Linked DNA regions of Homo sapiens: all the other regions are linked to region 4. Evidence: read pairs that join two places in POLR2A ChIA-PET (ENCODE). Cell type or tissue: Caco-2. All regions are shown on one strand.

Region 1 (4,000 bases), 120 kb before region 4:
ATAATATGGGGTCTTGGGCAGGAATGGTGACTTGTGTCTGTAATCCCAGCACTTTGGGAGGCCGAGGCAGGTGGATCACCTGAGGTTTCGCCAACATGGTGAAACCCCATCTCTACTAAAAATACAAAAATTATCCAGATGTGGTGGTGTGTGCCTGCAATCCCAGCTACTCTGGAGGCTGAGGCACGAGAAGCACTTGAACCCAGGAGGCTGAGGTTGCAGTAAGCCAAGATTGCACCACTACAATTCAGCCTGGGAGACAAAGCTAGACTCTGTCTCAAAAAAACAAACAAACAAACAAAAAAAACGCCAGGCGTGGTGGCTCACACATGTAATCTTAGTACTTTGGGAGGCCAAGGTGGGTGGATCCCCTGAAGTGAAGAGTTTGAGACCAGCCTGGCCAACATGGTGAAACCCTATCTCTACTAAAAATACAAAAAATTAGCTGGGCTTGGTGGCAGGTGCCTGTAATCCCAGCTACTAGGGAGGCTGAGGCAGGAGAATCACTGGAACCCGGGAGGAGGAGGTTGCAGTGAGCTGAGATCCTGCTATTGCACTCCAACCTGGGCAACAAGAACGAAACTCAGTCTCAAAATAAATAAATAAATAAAAAGCTGGGATCTGGCTTTTGCCCAGGCTGGAGTGTAGTGGCAGGATTATAGCTTACTGTAGCCTCAATGTTCTGGGATCGAGTGATCTTCTTACCTCAGCCTCTCAAGTAGTTGGGAGTACAGCACATACTACCAGGGCCAGCTTGGTATTCTGTGTCTGCATGTCTTATTATTATTATTTTTTTTGAGAGAGAGGCTCTCACTGTGTCACCCAGACTAGAGTACAGTGGTGTGATCGTGGCTCACTGCAGCCCTGAACTGAGCTCAAGCGATCCTCCTGCCTCAGCCTGCTGAGCAGGTAGGAATACAGGCACGGGTCACTACACTGGGCCAATTAAAAATATTCTTTTTCTTTTTCTTTTTTCTTCCTTTCTCTCTCTCTCTTTTTTTTTTTGTGGAGACAGGTTCTCACCGTATTGCGAAGCCTGGTCTTGAACTCCTGGGCTCAAGCAATCCAACCACCTCAGCCTCTCAAATTGCTGGGATTACAGGCATGAGCCTCTGCACCTGGCCTTGAAGTGTGTCTTGAGGCCTATACAAGTTAGGCAGCTTCTTGGCAGCCCTGGTGGCACACAGTGGGAAGGAACCCCTCCTGCCCTTGTCAGCCCCTGTTCTGACCCCCTCTCCATTTCCAACAACTGGGTATTCCCAGTTATGTTGACTGCTCTAGGGCACAGGCTATCTATCATTTACACTCTAGTATGAGTCAGTCACTACTTCTAGGGTCTGAGGATTAGACGTGAGACATCCGTTACTTTCTGGCAATTCTCCTTCCGACTTATTTCCCCAAGAAGCAGCCACACTCGTCACGTGCTCTAGCTGGCGACTTTATTCAAAGGGGAGAGGGAAAAGTGAGAGAGTTGGGTCATTTCTGGGATAACCTGGAGAGGGGTGGGTCTCTGGAGCTCCAGGGAGGAGGGACAGACATCTCAAAACTATTACAGAAGGCCGAGAGGACGAGGGGTGGGGTTCTGGGTGTCCTGAGGGGCGGGGCTGGGGGAAGGGTCGCTCCCCCAACTCAGGGCCACGCGTCCGCTAGGGGCCGCTGCCGCTTCCACTGCCACTCCCGCTGCCCGCAGCGTCCAGGATGGAGGTGCGAGGGCTGCGGGAACGCCGGGAGGGAGCTTCCCGGCCCCGTCGTCCTGGTCTGGGACGAGGTACCGCGGAGATGGAGATGTTGAAGCAGTGACGGGCTCCAGGAGCAGCCACCGGTAGGGCGTGGCCCAGAGCCGAGCGACAAAGGTCCGTCCCGTCTGCGAAGGTCTAGGAAAAAGTGGAGTTAAGGCCCTAGTGGGCGGAGTCCAGAGACGTGGGGGGCGTGGCCTCGGGAAGGGAAAAATGTGTAAATTCCTTAGGGATTGGGGTCAGAGCCGGAGCGTGCGGCCTGGGAGTCTATGTGCGGAACGTGAGTGGGGGCAGGTCCTTGGGGAGGGTGAATGTTCTTACTGGGCCCTAGCGGGATGAATCAGGGTTGGGGCAGTTGGGGGGCGCGCAGAGAGGTCTGTATCAAGGCTGGGGTTTTGTAGAGAGTGACTGGGCTTCTGGGTCCTCCAGGGTAAAATGTGGATGGACCCAGAGCAGGAATGGTTTCTTGGGAAGGGCAAATCTGGACTTCGAGAGCTTTTGGGGTCAAAGGGCACAACCCAGTAGGAGGTTGGGCTAGGGAAGGGTGGGAGCAGGGACCTGGGGAGTACCAATCCGGTCTCTGGGGTCTAGACACGGTAAGAAAGAACTTGGTGGGGGCCGGGGGCGGTGGCTCACACCTGTAATCCCAACACTTTGGGAGGCCGAGGTGGGCGGATCACCTGAGGTCAGGAGTTCGAAACCAGCCTGGCCAACATGGTGAAACGCTGACTCTACTAAAAATACAAAAATTAGCTGGGCATGGTGGCATGCGCCTGAAATCCCAGCTATTCGGGAGGTTGCGGCAGGAGAATCACTTGAACCCCGGAGGCGGAGGTTGCATCGAGCTGAGATCGCGCCACTGCACTCCAGCCTGGGTGACAAGAATGAAACTCCGTCTCAGAAATAAATAAATAAATAAATAAATAACTTGGTGGGGAGGATCTCAGTCTCTTCCCTTCACCTTCTGCCCCACGCTCACCTGTCCATAGGTAAGGCAGCTGGGCTCACAGCCCCTTTTTTCTGAGAGTGGGAGCCAAGTCGGGCCGCAGGTGATATCATCTTCGCAGTTGGCGAACCTGGAGATGGCGAGTGGAGAGGTGGGTAAAGCCTTTGTAGTTACATTCCAGCGCGATTCTGGCTCTTCTAGACTGTGTTCACTATATGCCCCCACCTCGGATCCAGGCCCCGCCTTTTAGAACCACTCCCCTGCTAACTAACCCCATCTCTCCAGATTTCACCCTGCCCCATATTCTATCAGATCTTTCCATACTCTGGGCCACGTCACAACTGGCCTTGTCCCTACAGACCTCAGACCATTAGTTACAGGCCAGTCCCTCATATTTTCCCACTCTTTCGTTTTCCTTTTATTTATTTTTGAGTCAGGGTCTTGCTCTGTGACTCAAGCTGGAGTGCAGTGGCGTAAGCATGGCTTATGGCAGCTTTGACCTCCCAAGCTGGAGCAATCCTTCCACCTCAGTGTCTCAAGTACCTGGGACTATAGGTGCGCACCATCATGTCCGATTAATTTTTTTTTTTTTTTTTTTTGAGATGGAGTCCTGCTCTGTTACCCAGGCTGGAGTGCAGTGGCCCAATCTCTGCTTCCTGCAACCTCTGCCTCCCAGGTTCAAACAATTCTCCTGCCTCAGCCTCCCGAGTAGCTGGGATTACAGGCGCCCACCACCACGCCTGGCTCATTTTTGTGTTTTTAGTAGAGACGGTGTTTCACCACGTTGGCCAAGCTTGTCTCAAACTCCTGACCTCAGGGGATCTGCCCACCTTGGCCTCCCAAAGTGCTGGGATTACAAGCATGAGCCACTACGTCCGGCCCATGTCTAATTAATTTTTAAATTTTTTGTTGAGACTGGGTCTTGCCATGTTCCCCAGGCTGATCTTGAACTCCTGGCCTCAACCAATCCTCCTGCCTTGACCTCTCAAACGACTGAGATTACAGGCACCCACCCTTTTACCTTATCTTTTCAATCAAGAGGACTCACTCCTTAAGAAATCTCAGGGCCTGGCTGGGCATGGTGGCTCACCCCTGTAATCCCAGCACTTCGAGAGGCCAAGGCAGGCGGACCACCTAGGTCAGGAGTTTGAGACCAGCTTGGCCAACACGGTGAAACACCGTCTCTACTAAAAATACAAAATTTAGCCGGGCGTGGTGGCGGAAGCATGTAATCTCAGCTACTAGGGATGCTGAGGCGGGAGAATCACTTGAACCCAGGAGGCTGAGGTTGCAGTGAGCTGAGATCGTGTCACTGCAC
Region 2 (4,000 bases), 1.2 Mb after region 4:
TCTTGTGCACCACTGGGTGTTGAGCAACATCCCCCGCCTCTACCCACTGGATGCCAGTAGCCCCTCCTCTATCTTCCTGCTGGCTGTGGCAACCGCTGTCTCCTGACATTGGTGAATGTGCTCTTGCGGGGCCGAACTGCTCCTGATTGAGAAGCACTTAAGAGAGGGTCAGGGGAGGGGAGAAGCCAGGTCACCCCGACTCGGAAGGGCTAGCTGGGCTTAACTACAAGCCGATCTGCTGCTTCGACTTGAATAGCCTCCACCTTCTCCAGCTGCTGTCTGCCCCCATGTTCCCAGATCAACCACAGTTCCAGGGAGGGAGAGTCAGAGCCTTTCTGTGAACTATGGGGAAATGGCTGACCACTCCGCCTCTGGATGGATAGATACATGGTAAGGTTTAGTAAAATTTAATAAAAGCATTGCTGTTTGTGTGTTGGGATCACGATGTTAATTTCCTGTGGGTCAAGGGCAAAGTCTGAAAAATCACTCATTATAATCTATCTGCAGGACAGCTGGTTTAAGTTTTGACAAAGAAAAACCCCTCCTGGAACCTCAGTCTGGAATACAACTGTAGAACCAATTAAGACTGGAGTAGGAAGCTGGAAAGAAGACGTGGGACAGCCAACCCACTGGACAGGGCAAGAGGCCACTTCTGGGGGAGAGTGGACAAAGTTGCTTCAGTCCACCAGAGACAAAAGCACAAACAATCATTCTAAATGAAGTGCTTTTAATTTTCAGACCAAACATTTTTAATATAAAAACATTTTGATAATATACAAACAGCAATCACAACAGCATCCACATGGCAGCAAGGGGACCAGGGCACAGAGAGGGGGAGCGGGCTGGGGAGGGACAGTTTTCAGGGTCCCAGTTGCTTCCCTGGCTTGAAATCACCCTGGTCCTAGCAGAGGACAGGTTAAGGCTGCCAGAGGCAGAGGGTCCCTGACCCTGGCCCGGAGACAGACTGCCCAGGCAGGCCCTCTGATACCATCTTCCAACCATGGCAGCCTCCAGGAAAAGCCAGATCCATTTAGGAGATAACAGGAAGGTGGCTGTGATTGACAGGAAAGGCAACATGGTTCCTCAGCATCCTGCTGATCACACCTCTGGGAGGGGCTGCTGGATTGAAGAGGACCTAAGAATCTTCCTGGGAGCAGGACAGAAATGGGATCTAAGTCTACCTACTAACTAACATTCCCGCCTGTGACACCAGAAAGCTGGAGTGGGTCTGCTCAGATGTACAGGAAGAGAAAGGAATGACAAAGCCTTTGGCTCAGCAGGACTGGAGCCTTGACAGGCACTGACCAAGAAAGCCTCTAGGTGGGCCAGGGAGGTCTGTGGGAAAGCTTTGGATCAATGGTACTCAAGGGTGCACAGTGGCACAGTGGCCTTAGTTAGAATTTATGAAGACGAAAAGAACACAAGTCAGAATTTAGAACTGAAGTACCTGCTTCTTATAGGCCTGTAGAGGAAAAGCGAGATCATCCTTCTGGCCAGGACTAGGGGAGACCCAAGGCCTGTTCTTTCCTAGGGGCTGAGTTTGACAGACCTGGATTGCAGCTGATGGCCCCCAAAGTCCTCTAGATGGGCCCTGCAGGACTCGCTGGGAGGCCTGGTTGCCCCTCCCGGCGTGCTGGGACACTCTGGGTTCCTGCAGTTAGATGCAGTCCATGGAGTTCTCAGGGAGGAGGCCAGGGATGCAGCCAGGGAGCCCCAAGCCCTTGATAGGAGTGCAGTTGAGTGGGAGGCCGCAGCCCAGGGAGGGGTCCTGGGTCTCTATGGCCTCCAGCCTGTCCATGTTGTTGTCCCAGTTGATATGGAAGCGGGTCACCCGGGGGTTCGAGGCCAAGATGTTCCGCTGGAGCTGGGGCAGGAAGAGGAACGTCAACCCTTGTAGGTACGCCCTCTCCTTGGTCCCATAGAGCCAGGACACCCCCAATCACCCATCTCAAGCCCAGCAAGAGCAACCTACATATGGAACTCCAGAAAACACCTGTGGCCAGGACCTTATTTATTTATTTATTTATTTATTTTTTGAGACGGAGTTTTGCTTTTGTTGCCCAGGCTGGAGTGCAATGCTGTGATCTCGTCTCACTGCAACCTCTGCCTTCCGGGTTCAAGCGATTCTCTTGCCTCAGCCTCCTGTGTAGCTGGGACTACAGGTGCAAGGCACCATACCTGGCTCATTTTCGTATTTTTAGTAGAGACGGGCTTTCACCATGTTGGCCAGGCTGGTCTCAAACTCCTGACCTCAGGTGATCCTACAGCCTCGGCCTCCCAAAGTGCTGGGATTACAACGCGTGAGCCACTGTGCCTGGCCCAGGACTTTTTTTTTTTAAGGGACAGTCTCACTCTGTTGGTCAGGCTGGAATGCAGTGGCACGATCTGAGCTCACTGCAGCCTCAAACTCCTGGGCTCAAGCGATCCTCCCACCTCAGCCTCCAGAGTAGAGCACACCACCCATGTCTGGCTCATTTTTTTTTTTTTTTTTTTTTGCGGGGGTTAGGGACAGGGTCTCACTATGTTGCCCAGGCTGGCCTAATCTTAATTCTCTAAGACATGCCTTTGAGAGACAAAGGTCTTTTTCTCCTCTTCTAACACAGTACTGTAAGAACTGAATATTACTTGAAAACCTTAAGAAGTGACCTTGACTCTCAATTTGAATGGCTGAACTCCCCCCAAGTATAAAGAACGGCCTTGTGGGAAGCAGGAAGTGGAAACAGGCCCCACCTGGGAGAAATCTGGCTTCATGGGCGGGTTCTCACGCAGCTCAGGGTTGAGGTACTCGTTGTTGACGTAGTAGCCCACTCGGATGAACTCCTGTCCATGGTAGGTGCAGGTGATGAGGACCACAGTCACACCCACGGCATCAGTCTCTGGGATGAGGGATGGGTTGGGGGCGTCGGCCTAGGGGAGACACATCCTAGGCCTTAGCAGTGCCACAGCCATGCCTCGATGTCATTAGTACAAAGATTCCCAAGCATCATGTATTTACTGAGCAAAAAGTATGCTCTCTGCCCTCAGTTTTCTTTTTTTTACTTCTGCCTCTCGGGTTCAAACAATTCTGCCTCAGCATCCCAGGCAGCTGGGACTACAGGCACACACCACCACACCCGGCTAACTTTTTTTTTTTTTTGGTATTTTTTTTTAATGGAGTTTTGCTCTGTTGCCCAGGCTGAAGTGCAATGGTGCGATCTCGGCTCACTGCAACCTCCGCCTCACGGGTTCAAGCGATTCTCCTGCCTCAGCCTCCCGAGTAGCTGGGATTACAGGTGCCCACCACCATGCCCGGCTAATTTTTGTATTTTTAGTAGAGATGGGGTTTCGCCATGTTGGCCAGGCTGGTCTCGAACTCCTGACCTCAGGTGATCCACCCGTCTTGGACTCCTAAAGTGTTGGGATTACAGGTGTGAGCCACTGCGCCCAGCCTTTTTTTTGTATTTTTAGTACAGACGGGATTTCACCATGTTGGCCAGGCTGGTCTTAAACTCCTGACTTCAGGTGATCTGCCCACCTCGGCCTCCCAAAGTGTTGGGATTACAGGTGTGAGCCATTGCGCCTGGACTTTTTTTTTTTTTACACAGGGTCTGGCCTCCCTCTGTTACCCAGGCTGGAGTGCAATGGCGCCATCATGGCTCACTGCATCCTTGAACTCCTGGGCTCAAGCAATCCTCCTGCTTCAGCCTCCCAAATAGCTGGGACAACGGTGTGTGCCAACATGTCTAGCCAATTATTTTTTGTAGAGACAGGGTTTCTCCATGTTGCCCAGGCTGGTCTCAAACTCCTGGGCTCAAGCGATCCTCTCACCTCAGCCTCCCAAAGGGCTGGGATTACAGGTGTGAGTCACTGTGCCCAGCCAGGAGTTGTCAACTGATGGAAACACAGAATCAATCCCACAAATGACTACAAAACGTTGACTGTGGCAGGGAGAGGTGCGTGGTACTCTGGAGGAGTGTGGTGAGCCGGGGGACAGTGGCATGAAGCTGAACAGGTGAGGCAG
Region 3 (4,000 bases), 97 kb after region 4:
GAAGCAGATCTTAAAGTTGATTCTGCTGCCGCTGCTGTACCTTTGCTTGCCTCGGATCTTAGAACTGTTTCCAGTAGTTTTTGAGTGAATTCCGAGCACTCCACTTTCTACCTTAAGACTCTCTAGATAGCTCCTTCCTCCTCTCTCACCTGGTCCTAAACCTCTTTCCTCTGGCCCCATGTGCCAGTTCTTGACTTTCTCTGAGACCGGTTTTCCCCTCTGAAGTCCTCCTTGTTCAGTGGAAAGGTAGCTAGAGGCCCACCAGGCACCCGGTCTTGGTAGTGTCACATGCCACAGCATGACAGTAACATGAGGACATTTCCCTCCTTGCTACCACTCTTTGGGCTGGAGTCCACTTGAGCATGAAAGTTCAGGAGGCCAAGCCTGCCTCTCACAAACTCTGGACACACAGGGGCTTAGTTTCACGATCAGCTGATTATGTTGTTCTATGATTTGGGGAGTGTGCCTGGTACGTACAGTCCCTCATCTGTCCACTGTTTTAAAAAGGTTATTTTTCTTATTATAAGACTACTGTACATTCATAATAAAAATACAAAATTAGCATGAAGTCAGGGGGTGGAAATTAAAATTATACAATTATGCCACTGAAATAACTGCTATTAACTTTTGTTGCATTTTCCCTTACTTATTCATGCACATATTTTATTTTTTACTGGAATTTATAGTATAGACACTTAGGGATGCTGCTTTTAAAATTTAATACTGCAGGGCGCAGTGGCTCATGCCTATAATCCCAGCACTTTGGGAGGCCGAGGCAGGCAGATCACGAGATCAGGAGTTCAAGACCAGCCTGACCAACACGGTGAAACCCCGTCTCTACTAAAAATACAAAATTAGCCAGGCATGGAGGCACATGCCTGTAATCTCAGCTGCTCAGGAGGCTGAGGCAGGAGAATCACTTGAACCCGGGAGGCAGAGGTTGCAGTCAGCCGAGATCGTGCCACTGCACTCCAGCCTGGGCAACAGAGCCAGACTCCGTCTCAAAAAAAAAAAAAAAAATCAGTACCATTGTGTATTCTACTATGTCGCTATTTTTCAAAATCTAATTTTTAGTGGTTTAGCATCTTTTCTTTTTCTTGTTTGTTTGTTTGTTTGTTAGTTTTTGAGATGGAGTCTCGCTCTGTCGCCCAGGCTGGAGTGCAGTGGCGCAATCTCAGGTCGCTGCAAGTTCCGCCTCCCAGATTCACGCCATTCTGCTGCCTCAGCCTCCCGAGTAGCTGGGACTACAGGCGCCTGCCACCACACCTGGCTAATTTTTTTTTTTTTTTGTATTTTTAGTAGAGACAGGGTTTCACCATGTTAGCCAGGATGGTCTTGATCTCCTGACCTCGTGATCCGCCTGCCTTGGCCTCCCAAAGTGCTGGGATTACAGGCATGAGCCACTGCGCCTGGCCTTAGCATCTTTTCTTGTTAGCTGCATTACCCCTAAATTGTCAACTTTTCTAATGACTTCTGTCCCCTATTCCCTTTTGAAAATGAGAAATTACCTCTTATTATAAGTGTAATAGGTGCTTACTGAAAAATAAAAACATGCTTTTACATGCTTTTTTTTTTTTTTTTTTTTGGAGACAGAGTCGCTGTCACCCAAGCTGGAGTGCAGTGGCACTATCTCAGCTCACTGCAACCTCTACCTCCAGGGTTCAAGCAATTCTCATGCCTCAGCTTCAGGAGAAGCTGGGTTTACAGGTGTGCGCCACCACACCTGGCTATTTTTTTGTGTGTTTTTAGTAGAGACGGGATTTCGCCATGTTGGCCAGCCTGGTCTTGAACTCCTGGCTGCAAGTGATCTTTCCGCCTCAGCCTTCCAAGTGCTGATATTACAGGAGTGAGCCACCATGCCTGGCCTGAAAAAGAAAAACATGCTTTTAAACAGCTTCATGAGATTTCATCATGCCAGAGCTGATGTAAACCCCACCCCCACCCCCACTGAGGCCTTTGAGTTGTGTTGCGTTCATCCCCATTGTAAATTCTGCTGGGATGGACATCCTATTACACCAAGCTTTGTAGCTGTATTTGTTACCTTCAGCTAATGCTTCCTAGCAGTTGAATTACTAGGCAAAAGGTATGGACTCTCTTGAAGGCTCTTCGTCCATCCTGTTAAATTGCCATCTGGAAACTTGACACCCTCAGGCAGCACGCAAGGATCCATCTCACTCTGTCCCTGTACCCTGATCCTATTCCCCAGAGCCTCAGAAAGATGTTGCCATCATTGTACATATCGTGTACATTGCACATACATGTCATGTCAGGATGCACTTTTACAAGTCAAGTCTCCCATCCCTGTCATAGGTGTATGTCCCGTTCCTGTATTTATTCTCTGCATCAGCTCACACATTCCTTGATGGACACATGGTGTTACCCAGTGTAAAAGCTAATCATGGACATCAGCCCACATTCTCACACCCTCCAATCCATGTTTTTATGAATCTGAGGTGCCCCCTTCCAGGCCTCTGCAGCCACTTCCTGTTAGCACTGCTAGAAGGGGAGGGACCCTTGGGGGTCACCGTGGCATGGCAGTTTCCTCTCAGCTTCTGGCCTTGGGACTGCAGAAGTGGCTCTTGAGACTGTCTGGTGGTGAGCAGGTGCTGGCCATGGTATCTTAATGGCAGCAGCCCCCAGGTCCACTTCTGAGGTGCAAGCCCATGCTGGCCGCCAGCACGTGCCAGAGAGCTCCTGAGGAAGCAGCTGCTGCTGACACCTGAGGCCAGCTGCGCAGTCTGCCACAAGGCCCCTGGGGCTGCCAAGGTCGCACATGTCCTCCCAGGACTTGAAGGGGGACCAGGGGAGGGTGAGCTGTTGCTGTGGACTGTGGACTTTGACATCACTCATAGACACCCCCTCTCTCACCCTTGCATCCCAGACAGTGTCCCCCAGGGCCATGCAGGCAGGGACACACAGCCCCCTTGTGCCCTGCCCCAAGTCCCTGTGTGTAAGTGAGCATGCTCTCATCAGACTTGGTCCCCACTGCCATGGCACTCTTATCTGTGTGCCTGAATATGCATGCTTATTCATCTCGAAAACTGGGCCGTAGGGCCAGGTGTGGTGGCTCATACCTGTAATTCTAGCACTTTGGGAGGCCGATGTGGGAGGATCATTTGAGCCCAGGAGTTCGAGCCTGGGCCACGTAGCAAGACCCCCATCTCTATAAAATAAAATTTAAAAAAAAAGAAAAAAGAGAAAATCGGGCCTTATATCATTTTCTACATCCTATTCGGCCCATGGAAGCGTAAGTGTCTTCAGCCTCTGTTGACCCTTGTCCCCCACCCTTTCTCTGTGATACTCCACCTTACCCAGAACCTGACTGTCCTCAGGCCCTGGGTAGTGGGAGCTGCCTCAAGACTCCTGAGGCCCCACAAGAGGCTTTTGAATTGCAGCAGTGGATGTGGGTAGTTGTGTAGGACAGAGGGAGGCGACAGCATCGTTTCTCCCCTTTCTTCCTTCAGCTGGGGCTGTGGCATGGCAGTGTGGGCCATCCAGTGTCTAGAGGGCTTGTGGCCACGCAGTCGTGGGTGGGATGCATATGTTCATGAGGTTTGCTCTGTTCTTTCCTCTGCAGGGTGTTCAGGATGTGCTAACCTGCGGGTGTCTGTGTGGGTGTCTGAGTGTCAGGAGGTGGGTGTCTGTGTACAAGTATGGGTTGGGGTGTGTGTGTATAAATGTCAGCTTAATTCACACCCCAACAACGTAAGAGGAAACTTCTCAGTCATGAGGTTCAAGTTCTTGTTACTCCTATGAGCTGTAGTAGGAGTGCAGTGAGTAGGGGGCACAGCAGGTATGTAACCCCTGGGCCCAACTCCAACCTGGCCCCTGTGGCTTGTAGCTTCTGAGTCAGAGGGCGTGCATGCTTGTGAGAAGTGTCAGGCCTTTCCCGTTCGCTCAGCAGCTGAGCAGTTCCTTTCTGGGGTTCTTTGTGAACCTGCCTCGCTATTAATCTACCTGTTAGTAAAAGAGATTACAATTGTCGTAATTACAGGGCGCT
Region 4 (4,000 bases):
CTTTTCTTGCCTCTGTCCCCTTCTCTCATCTCTTAGCTCCCCTCCAACCTGGGGGGCAGTGGTGTGGAGAAGCCACAGGCCTGAGATTTCATCTGCTCTCCTTCCTGGAGCCCAGAGGAGGGCAGCAGAAGGGGGTGGTGTCTCCAACCCCCCAGCACTGAGGAAGAACGGGGCTCTTCTCATTTCACCCCTCCCTTTCTCCCCTGCCCCCAGGACTGGGCCACTTCTGGGTGGGGCAGTGGGTCCCAGATTGGCTCACACTGAGAATGTAAGAACTACAAACAAAATTTCTATTAAATTAAATTTTGTGTCTCCCTCCTGTGTCTCCTTCTGGGGAAAGACAGACTTAAGGAAACCCAGCAGTGGTCTTTTTGGGGGGGGGGGGGGTTTCCAGTATATCTCCTTTTTCAGCTATTGCTAGAGAGGTTGCTGAGTGTTCCACAAGATTCCAGGGACCCTTATTTACCCCATAACCCTCAAAACCAACGGGGGAATGGCTGTTGCTGCTGTAAATACTCCACATACTAACTTACTGAATCCTTGAACCTAACTGGTAAGTTTTGGTTCTGCTTATTTATTTATTTTTAAGATAGACTCTCGCTCTGTTGTCCAGGCTGGCGTACAGTGGCTCAATCTGGTTCACCCTGCCCCTTAAACTGGCCTTTTTCATGCTTCTATTCCTTTGGGGTCCTGTGGCTCAGCCCAACCCCTCTGGGATGCCTCCAGGACTGGTAGATCCAAGGGAGAATTCTGTATTTAATGTAGTGAGGCTTTGAAAGTTAACATCTTTAAATACTTCTGGGGTCAGATTAGGTATAGTACAACAAAGTACTCCTGCCCGGAGACCCAAGAATGAAAATTGTAGGTTCATTCCAAAACTCCAGATCCCTAAAGAATGAATGAGGCTACAAAATGGCACCTTGCCCCCGCTTCCAACTTAAGGTTTTTTTTCTGTGCTTGGTGGCCTTTCAGGTATTTCTAGTTTTGAGTAACTTTCACTTTGACTGCTCTACAAGGGTTCCTGCCAGGATACCCAGACCAGAATAAAACTCATTTGGGGGCCGGGTACGGTGGTTCACGCCTGTAATCCCAGCACTTTGGGAGGCCGAGGCGGGTGGATCACCTGAGGTCAGGAGTTTTGAGACCAGCCTGGCCAACACGGTGAAACCCAATACAAAAAATTATCCGGGCGTGGTGGGGGGTGCCTGTAATCCCAGTTACTCGGGAGGCTGAGGCAGGAGAATTGCATGAACCCGGAAGGCGGAAGCTGCAGTGAGCCGAGATCGCGCCACTGCACTCCAGCCTGGGTGACAGAGACTGTTTGAAAGAAAAAATTCTCATTTGGAAGAGGCAAAATGAGGTTTTTACAGAAGAAATACAAATGTCTGTAACCAGTACAGGTACATAAAAACTTTGTTAAAAATTCATTTGAGCGTGAGAGTGGGGACACCAGAGTCACTTTGCAGCCCCGTGACGTCACCGATAACGGGCATGGCGTCACTCAGGAGACCACGTGTGCGGGCCGAGCAAGAAGCCCCGCCCACAGCGCGGAGTTTAGTCTGCGCGTGCCTCGCTCGAGAACGCGCTCGTGCGCATGCCCACAAAGGCCAAGGAGGGAGTGCGCAGGTCACGTGCGCCGGTGGTCAGCGCGCGCATTGCCTGCCCCGGAAGTGGTCGGCGCGCGGCGCGGCGCGCCTGGGCGCTAAGATGGCGGCGGCGTGAGTTGCATGTTGTGTGAGGATCCCGGGGCCGCCGCGTCGCTCGGGCCCCGCCATGGCCGTCACCATCACGCTCAAAACGCTGCAGCAGCAGACCTTCAAGATCCGCATGGAGCCTGACGAGACGGTGCGGGCCGGGCCGGAGCCCGGGGGCGGGAGCGACGGGTTTCGGGGGTGGGGTGGGGGCGGGGAGGCTAGAATCCCAACGGGAGGGGCAGGGAGGACGGCGCGGGTCGGCCCTGCCCAGACCCCCGACCTGCCCGACTTTCCTGGACCCCCCGATGGTCTTTGGCCCAGCCCCCAGCCGATCGGGCGGCGCTCCTGCGCCGGTCTCCGGGCGAGGCCCCACCCCCGGGGCGCTGGCCAGGCCCCGGCTCCAATGTCAGCGCTCTCGCGGGGCGCGGGAGTCACAAGCTCGGATTCCTGGGCAGGCCAAGCTCTCCAAGACTGGGCTCCACGTTCCCAGCTTTGCAGGCGTCTCCTTGGGACACTGGTGGTCGAATCTAGGAGTAATGACCAGGAGATACTGAGTAGTGACGACAACAACGATGTTAATGATAATAAACGGGTCTCAGTCTTTATAATTTTGGTGGTCCGTGTTTGTTGGCCGTTTACTTTTTATCAGTCACCGAGTGTTGTAGTGTTGTTTTACCGCTCTGCAAAACGGGCTTGTCATTGGGGACCTCTGATCATTTTACAGATGTGGAAACCTAGGGATTGAGGAACTTTGCCACAGTCACACACAAGTAATGGCAGAGCTGGGATTCAAATTCGGTTCTGCCTCGTGTGAGCGTCCACGATATAAATATTATGCTGCCTTTTTAGTCAAAAGTAGAATTAGGACCTAATTCAAACATACTGAATGTCTATTGGGTACTTGGCGCTTTTTGCATAGTGAGGGAGACATTGAAGTCCACTTTTTGTAGAAAAGGAAACACACATTTTTTGATCCGCTCAAGTGTTTGGCTTTGGGCAAGTTAACCTGCCTACCTGTCTGTGCCTCCGTTTTCTCAAATATCAAATGAACCGGTCGCCTGCTGGCTTCCGCCTGTAATCCCAGCACTTAGGGAGGCAGAGGGAAGAGGAGCCCTTGAGCCTAGGAATTCGAGATCATCCTGGCAACACAGTGAGACCCCGTTCTCTACAAAAAAAAGAAACAAAAATCAATAAATAAAATGAGACCAATTAAACGTATTTCATAGGAAACTTAAAAGGTATGACACATATACATTTACAGTAGCACTATTGGCCAGGCACGGTGGCTCATGCCTCTAATCCTGATGATTTGGGAGGCAGAGGCAGGAGGATTGCTTGAGGCCAGGAGTTTGAGACCAGCCAGTCTAACATAGGGAGACTCTTATCTACAAAAAAAAATTATTTTTAATTAGTCTGGAGTGGTGGTGTGTACCTTTAGTCCTAGCTACTCCCAAGGCTGGACAAGAGTACCAGTTGAGCCCAGGAGTTTGAGGCTGCAGTCAGCGATGATCGTGCCACATCAATCCAGCATGGGCGGCAGCGAGATCCTGCCTCTTAAAATTAAAAAATATCACTATTAACTATTAGTCACTTATTGTCCAAGGTAGAGTGTAGAGTGGGGGACTGTCCCCTTTATTCTGTTAATTATACTTTATACTACCCGAAATTACATTTTCTTCACATTAGTGTTCTCTCATTGAGAGCAGGGACTTACTTGTGTTGAGTTTGTTCTGTGCTGTGGCCTCTGTGTCTAAAACAGCACCTGGCACATAATGGGTGTTTAGTATAAGTAAATACTGTGTTGAATGGCATGATGATTGAATGAATTCAAATCTAGCATGCTTTAGATGCTGAGAAAGCTTAAAAAACCCAGCGTGCTTGCCTTTCTGCCATCAGGGCTGGCAGTTTCTCTGTCCTAAACTAGAAGGGAAAAGAGAATCTTGGGGTCTCCAGTGACTGTCTGTACCACTCCCTCTAGGTGAAGGTGCTAAAGGAGAAGATAGAAGCTGAGAAGGGTCGTGATGCCTTCCCCGTGGCTGGACAGAAACTCATCTATGCCGGCAAGATCTTGAGTGACGATGTCCCTATCAGGGACTATCGCATCGATGAGAAGAACTTTGTGGTCGTCATGGTGACCAAGGTGGGTGACGTGTGCTGGCTGGGAGGGTGGGTGGACGAGCTGGGGAGCTGGCAAAGAGCCTGTGTGCCCAGGAGAGATTAGCTGTGAACAGGGCGGGGCCACAGCGGAGCGGGTTGTTGGGTCTGATAGGGTTGCTGATGCCAGCTCCCTTTTTCTTGCTGTTGCA
Region 5 (4,000 bases), 81 kb before region 4:
AAAAATTAAGAAAAGATAATCCATTTGGCTCTTGTGGAGAGAGCAGAATCAGGAGACTAGGAGGTAGATGACTGCTCTAGTCCAGGTTCATTGCAGAGGAGGAGGAGAGAAGGGGGCCAAATCAGTATCTCTATGGTGGGTCTGTGTGCACAATAGATGTGCTCAAATGCAGATTCCTGGGCCCCACCCTCAGAGAGTTTCTGAAACCAGCAAAATCTCGCAGAAAAGAGAACAGAAAAAAGAAAGAAATCATTAGCTTTCTTGGTCATTGGTGATTGAAAAACCAATATTACCTTCAGGAATGGCTGGATGTAGGTGCTCAAACCATTCCATCAGGAAACTCTCCATCTCTTGGCTCTGTACTCCCACATGTGGGCTTCCTTCTAGACAAGCCCTCATGTAGCAAGGTTGCCATCTAGCAGATCTCAGCTTACATTCTATGAGCTTAGCAATTCTTACAGGAAAAGAGTGAAAATTCCAAGGGCTAACTCACTGGAGCAACTTGGGTTACATACTGCCCCGGTTGCTGCACATGGAAGGAAATCTAGCCTTTGTAGGATAAAAAGGAAATAGATATTGAGAAACTGAAATACCAATGCCAATTACAGTAAATCTGGCAGAGGGGCAGAGGCAGTGGCCAACACTTTGGGAAGCTGAGGCAGGAGGATCCTTTGAACCCAAGAGTTGGAGACCAGCTTGGGCAACACAATGAAACTCGTTTCTACAAAAAACTTTTTTTTTTTTTTTTTTGAGACGGAGTCTTGCTCTGTCACCCAGGCTGGACTGCAGTGGTGCGATCTTGGATCTCTGCAACCTCTGCCTCCCAGGTTCAAGCCATTCTTCTGCCTTAGCCTCCCGAGTAGCTGGGATTACAGCCGTCTGCCAACAAGCCAGGCTAACTTTAGTATTCTTTTTTCAGAGATGGGGTTTCACCATGTTGACCAGGCTGGTCTCGAACTCCTGACCTCAAGTGATCCACCCGCCTTGGCTTCCCAAAGTGCTGGGATTTCAGGCGTGAGCTACCATGCCCAGCCTTGAACAATTTTTTAAAAATCAGCTGGGCATGGTGGCTCACATCTGTAGTCCCAGCTACTCAGGAGGCTGAAGCAGGAGGATTGCTTGAGCTGGGAGGTTGAGGATGCAGTGAGCTGTGATCTTGCCACCGCACTCTAGACTGGGCAATGGAGTAAGACCCTGTCTCAAAAAAAAAAAAAAAAAATCTAGTGAAGACCAAGAATCTGCATCTAAGGCTTCCAGCTCCAAGGTTCAGACACCAGGAGATAGAGGGCTGTGCTTCCAGATGCAGTTGATAAGTGGGTAGCCTTTGTTCCCCAACTAAACCTCACCTCTACCAACAACTGCCTGCATGACCCATCCTTTCTTTGAGTCTCCATCCCTTTGTGTATAAGATGAGCTGATGACACCAACTTTGGAGGATGGCTAAGAGGACAAGAAGAACCCAGTAGAGGACCTGGAGGGAGGGAGGCCCCTCTCAGAGCCTCAGTTTCCCTTATCTATAAAACGGGTACAACATAACATGAGAAGTTGGTGCTATGGTGCATGTCCAGAGAGAGGAATGCCTCCCTTTTTATGCGGGCCCATTTCCTGGCCTGCAGGCGGCGACTGTGCCACCCTGCTGAAGAATATTGGAGCGCTGCCCGTAGAGATGGCCCGCATGTACTTTGCTGAGACGGTGCTAGCCCTGGAGTATTTGCACAACTATGGCATCGTGCACCGCGACCTCAAGCCTGACAAGTGAGCTTTGATCTTTCCCATCACTCCCTCTGTCCCTCGGGAGGCCAGGAGGCAGAATGGACGGGCCTCATCCCTGAGATCCCCACCTGTGCCTACAGCCTCCTTATCACCTCCATGGGTCACATCAAGCTCACAGATTTCGGCCTCTCCAAGATGGGGCTCATGAGCCTCACCACCAACTTATATGAAGGCCACATCGAGAAGGACGCCCGAGAGTTCCTGGACAAACAGGTGTGTGTGCGGGCATGGGGGTCGCTGAGGGTGGAGTGACCCTGCAGGACCTCGGGAACCCAGGGCCTGGTGGGGGGCACAGCTCTCCCTTGAGGGCCCTCCTCTGGCTGGGGCGTGGGCTGACAGCCTGCCCCCAGGTGTGTGGGACCCCAGAGTACATCGCGCCCGAGGTCATCCTGCGTCAAGGCTACGGCAAGCCAGTGGACTGGTGGGCTATGGGGATCATCCTCTACGAGTTCCTGGTGGGCTGTGTGCCCTTCTTCGGAGACACACCAGAGGAGCTATTTGGACAGGTCATCAGTGGTACGTGGCTTGGCAGTGTACAGGGGCAGAGTGTGGTGTGCACGGAGAGATGGACAGGCTCAGGGTTCCAGGGATTTCAAAAGCGACCCCCCAGAGGATCGCTTGCACTCAGGAGGTCAAGGCTGCAGTGAGCCATGATCGTGCCACTGCACTCCAGCTGGGTGACACAGTGAGATCCTGTGTCCAAACAACAACAACAACAAAAACCGCCCCTAAGTTCCGTTTTGTTTTGCAGATGACATCCTGTGGCCCGAGGGGGATGAGGCCCTACCTACGGAGGCCCAACTCCTCATATCCAGCCTCCTGCAGACCAACCCTCTGGTCAGGCTTGGGGCAGGTAAGTCCGCCATGCAGAGGAGCTGAGGGCCCACTGATAGAGAGCAGGCCTCCAAAACCCCAGGCCCAGCCTGTGCTGTGGCCCCGGGGCGGAAGACATGGGGGGCGGGGCTGGGCTGCTGGGTTGGCCATCAGCTGTGGCTGGAATCCCTTCCGTCCCAGGCGGCGCTTTTGAGGTGAAGCAGCACAGTTTCTTTCGAGACCTGGACTGGACAGGGCTGCTGAGGCAGAAGGCCGAGTTCATCCCCCACCTAGAGTCGGAAGATGACACTAGCTACTTTGACAGTGAGCTGGGACACCAGGCACGACCTGGGTCGAGGGGTGGGATCCGGGAAGAGGGACCCTGGGGTAAGTAAAGCCTGGGATAGGGCCTGGCTAAGTACCAAGATGTGATGCCTAGGTGCGAAGGTGGTATTTTGGTGGGGGCGGGGCCAAGTGGGGCGGGGCTGACATACAGGCGGGGCTCAGGCTGAAATGTAGGTAAGAACCTGAGATTGGGCTAGGTGTGGGGCCTGGCCTGGGTGAGTTGTGAGTGTGGGCCTGGAACTGAACTAGAGAGAGGTACTAGCGCTCAGAATGGCCTGGGGTGATGCCAGGGTGCAGAGCACTGTAGGTGGAGCGTGGCCTCTTTGGAGGCGGGGCTAGACGGTGCCACTGAGAATGGGGCAAGGACCTTGCCTGGGAGCGGAGCCTAAATTAAATACACTAATGAGGCAGGGGCGTGGCCTGACCTGAAGACTTGTAAACCCGTCTTGAACCAGGACTGGGCTCCTGTGGGGATGTGATATGAGGAGGAACCCCGTACCCTCAGTCACAGCCCATACCCGCTCCCCAGCCCGCTCAGACAGGTATCACCACGTGAACTCCTATGACGAGGATGACACGACGGAGGAGGAGCCCGTGGAAATCCGCCAGTTCTCTTCCTGCTCTCCGCGCTTCAGCAAGGTGGGCCAAGTCTGGGTGTGGGACAGGGCGAGACCCCAGGAGGGATGGGGCTTGGAGAGACAGTGAGAAACAGGTTCCCTGGTGCCCAAGGTCTCAGGAGCGGGAAGTTATTGATGGGGCGGGAGTCTGGAAGGTGGTAAGGCCACGCAAGAGGCAGGTTCGGGAGTCTATGGGACGGGCCTTTGGCACTGAGTGGAATCTAACAGGAATCAGGACAGTTGTGCAGATTGAGGCCATGGTGGGGCGGGGCTAGGTGTGGGTGGGGCGGGGTCAGGACGTGGGAATGAGGCCAGCAGCGAAGGCGGAGTAAAGCCCAGCGAAGTCTTGCTTTTATTTATTTATTTTTATTTTTTCTAATAACGGGCAGAGAAGCCATAGGCCTTGCTTTGAGAAGCAACTTGTAGAGGCGTGCAGGGCCTAGCCTGGGCTA

The links. ChIA-PET counts read pairs that join two places held together with the same protein. Peaks named below come from ENCODE experiments on the same cell type or tissue, not always from the same donor. Only the 100,000 strongest peaks of a DNase experiment are listed, where the experiment ranks them.
Region 1: POLR2A ChIA-PET joins it to region 4 with 5 read pairs; 7 of 35 experiments call an interaction of 5 or more read pairs at or near these places.
Region 2: POLR2A ChIA-PET joins it to region 4 with 5 read pairs; 1 of 35 experiments calls an interaction of 5 or more read pairs at or near these places.
Region 3: POLR2A ChIA-PET joins it to region 4 with 6 read pairs; 6 of 35 experiments call an interaction of 5 or more read pairs at or near these places.
Region 5: POLR2A ChIA-PET joins it to region 4 with 6 read pairs; 12 of 35 experiments call an interaction of 5 or more read pairs at or near these places.

Annotation. Positions count from the first base shown.
Region 1 is chr19:12,824,060-12,828,059 of GRCh38, forward strand. It overlaps RTBDN (retbindin), which reads right to left. Exons shown (of 6, transcript NM_001270441.2): 5 at 2,716-2,812; 6 at 1,423-1,874. The coding sequence ends at 1,647. RTBDN-AS1 (RTBDN antisense RNA 1) reads left to right here and starts at 1,674. Exons shown (of 3, transcript NR_187779.1): 1 at 1,674-1,853; 2 at 2,726-2,833. RefSeq lists a cis regulatory region at 1,072-1,872 and an enhancer at 1,441-2,217. In Caco-2, a CTCF peak has its summit at 1,720; a DNase peak (open chromatin) is centred at 1,752.
Region 2 is chr19:14,118,802-14,122,801 of GRCh38, forward strand. ASF1B (anti-silencing function 1B histone chaperone) reads right to left here. Exons shown (of 4, transcript NM_018154.3): 3 at 2,731-2,907; 4 at 711-1,864. The coding sequence ends at 1,658. LOC124904642 (a long non-coding RNA gene) reads left to right here. Exons shown (of 2, transcript XR_007067144.1): 1 at 1-390; 2 at 508-763. Among named protein-coding and RNA genes, the nearest start is that of PRKACA, 3.0 kb to the left of the region's middle. In Caco-2, no CTCF peak of the experiment used is centred here; a DNase peak (open chromatin) is centred at 5; H3K4me3 peaks cover 71 bases.
Region 3 is chr19:13,040,791-13,044,790 of GRCh38, forward strand. The region is part of intron 2 of NFIX (nuclear factor I X); the gene reads left to right. Among named protein-coding and RNA genes, the nearest start is that of NFIX-AS1, 28 kb to the left of the region's middle. In Caco-2, no CTCF peak of the experiment used is centred here; no DNase peak of the experiment used is centred here; H3K27me3 peaks cover 101 bases.
Region 4 is chr19:12,944,176-12,948,175 of GRCh38, forward strand. It overlaps CALR (calreticulin), which reads left to right. Exons shown (of 9, transcript NM_004343.4): 9 at 1-314. RAD23A (RAD23 nucleotide excision repair protein A) reads left to right here and starts at 1,687. Exons shown (of 9, transcript NM_005053.4): 1 at 1,687-1,845; 2 at 3,673-3,834. The coding sequence starts at 1,774. RefSeq lists enhancers at 1,465-2,157, 1,569-1,788, 3,104-4,000 and silencers at 1,849-1,928, 1,939-2,128, 2,149-2,208, 2,180-2,474. In Caco-2, no CTCF peak of the experiment used is centred here; DNase peaks (open chromatin) are centred at 1,566 and 2,086; H3K4me3 peaks cover 1,685 bases.
Region 5 is chr19:12,863,193-12,867,192 of GRCh38, forward strand. It overlaps MAST1 (microtubule associated serine/threonine kinase 1), which reads left to right. Exons shown (of 26, transcript NM_014975.3): 13 at 1,617-1,755; 14 at 1,854-1,986; 15 at 2,124-2,289; 16 at 2,525-2,626; 17 at 2,788-2,910; 18 at 3,461-3,570. Among named protein-coding and RNA genes, the nearest start is that of MIR6794, 13 kb to the left of the region's middle. RefSeq lists enhancers at 1,585-2,373, 2,374-3,161 and a cis regulatory region at 3,959-4,000. In Caco-2, no CTCF peak of the experiment used is centred here; no DNase peak of the experiment used is centred here.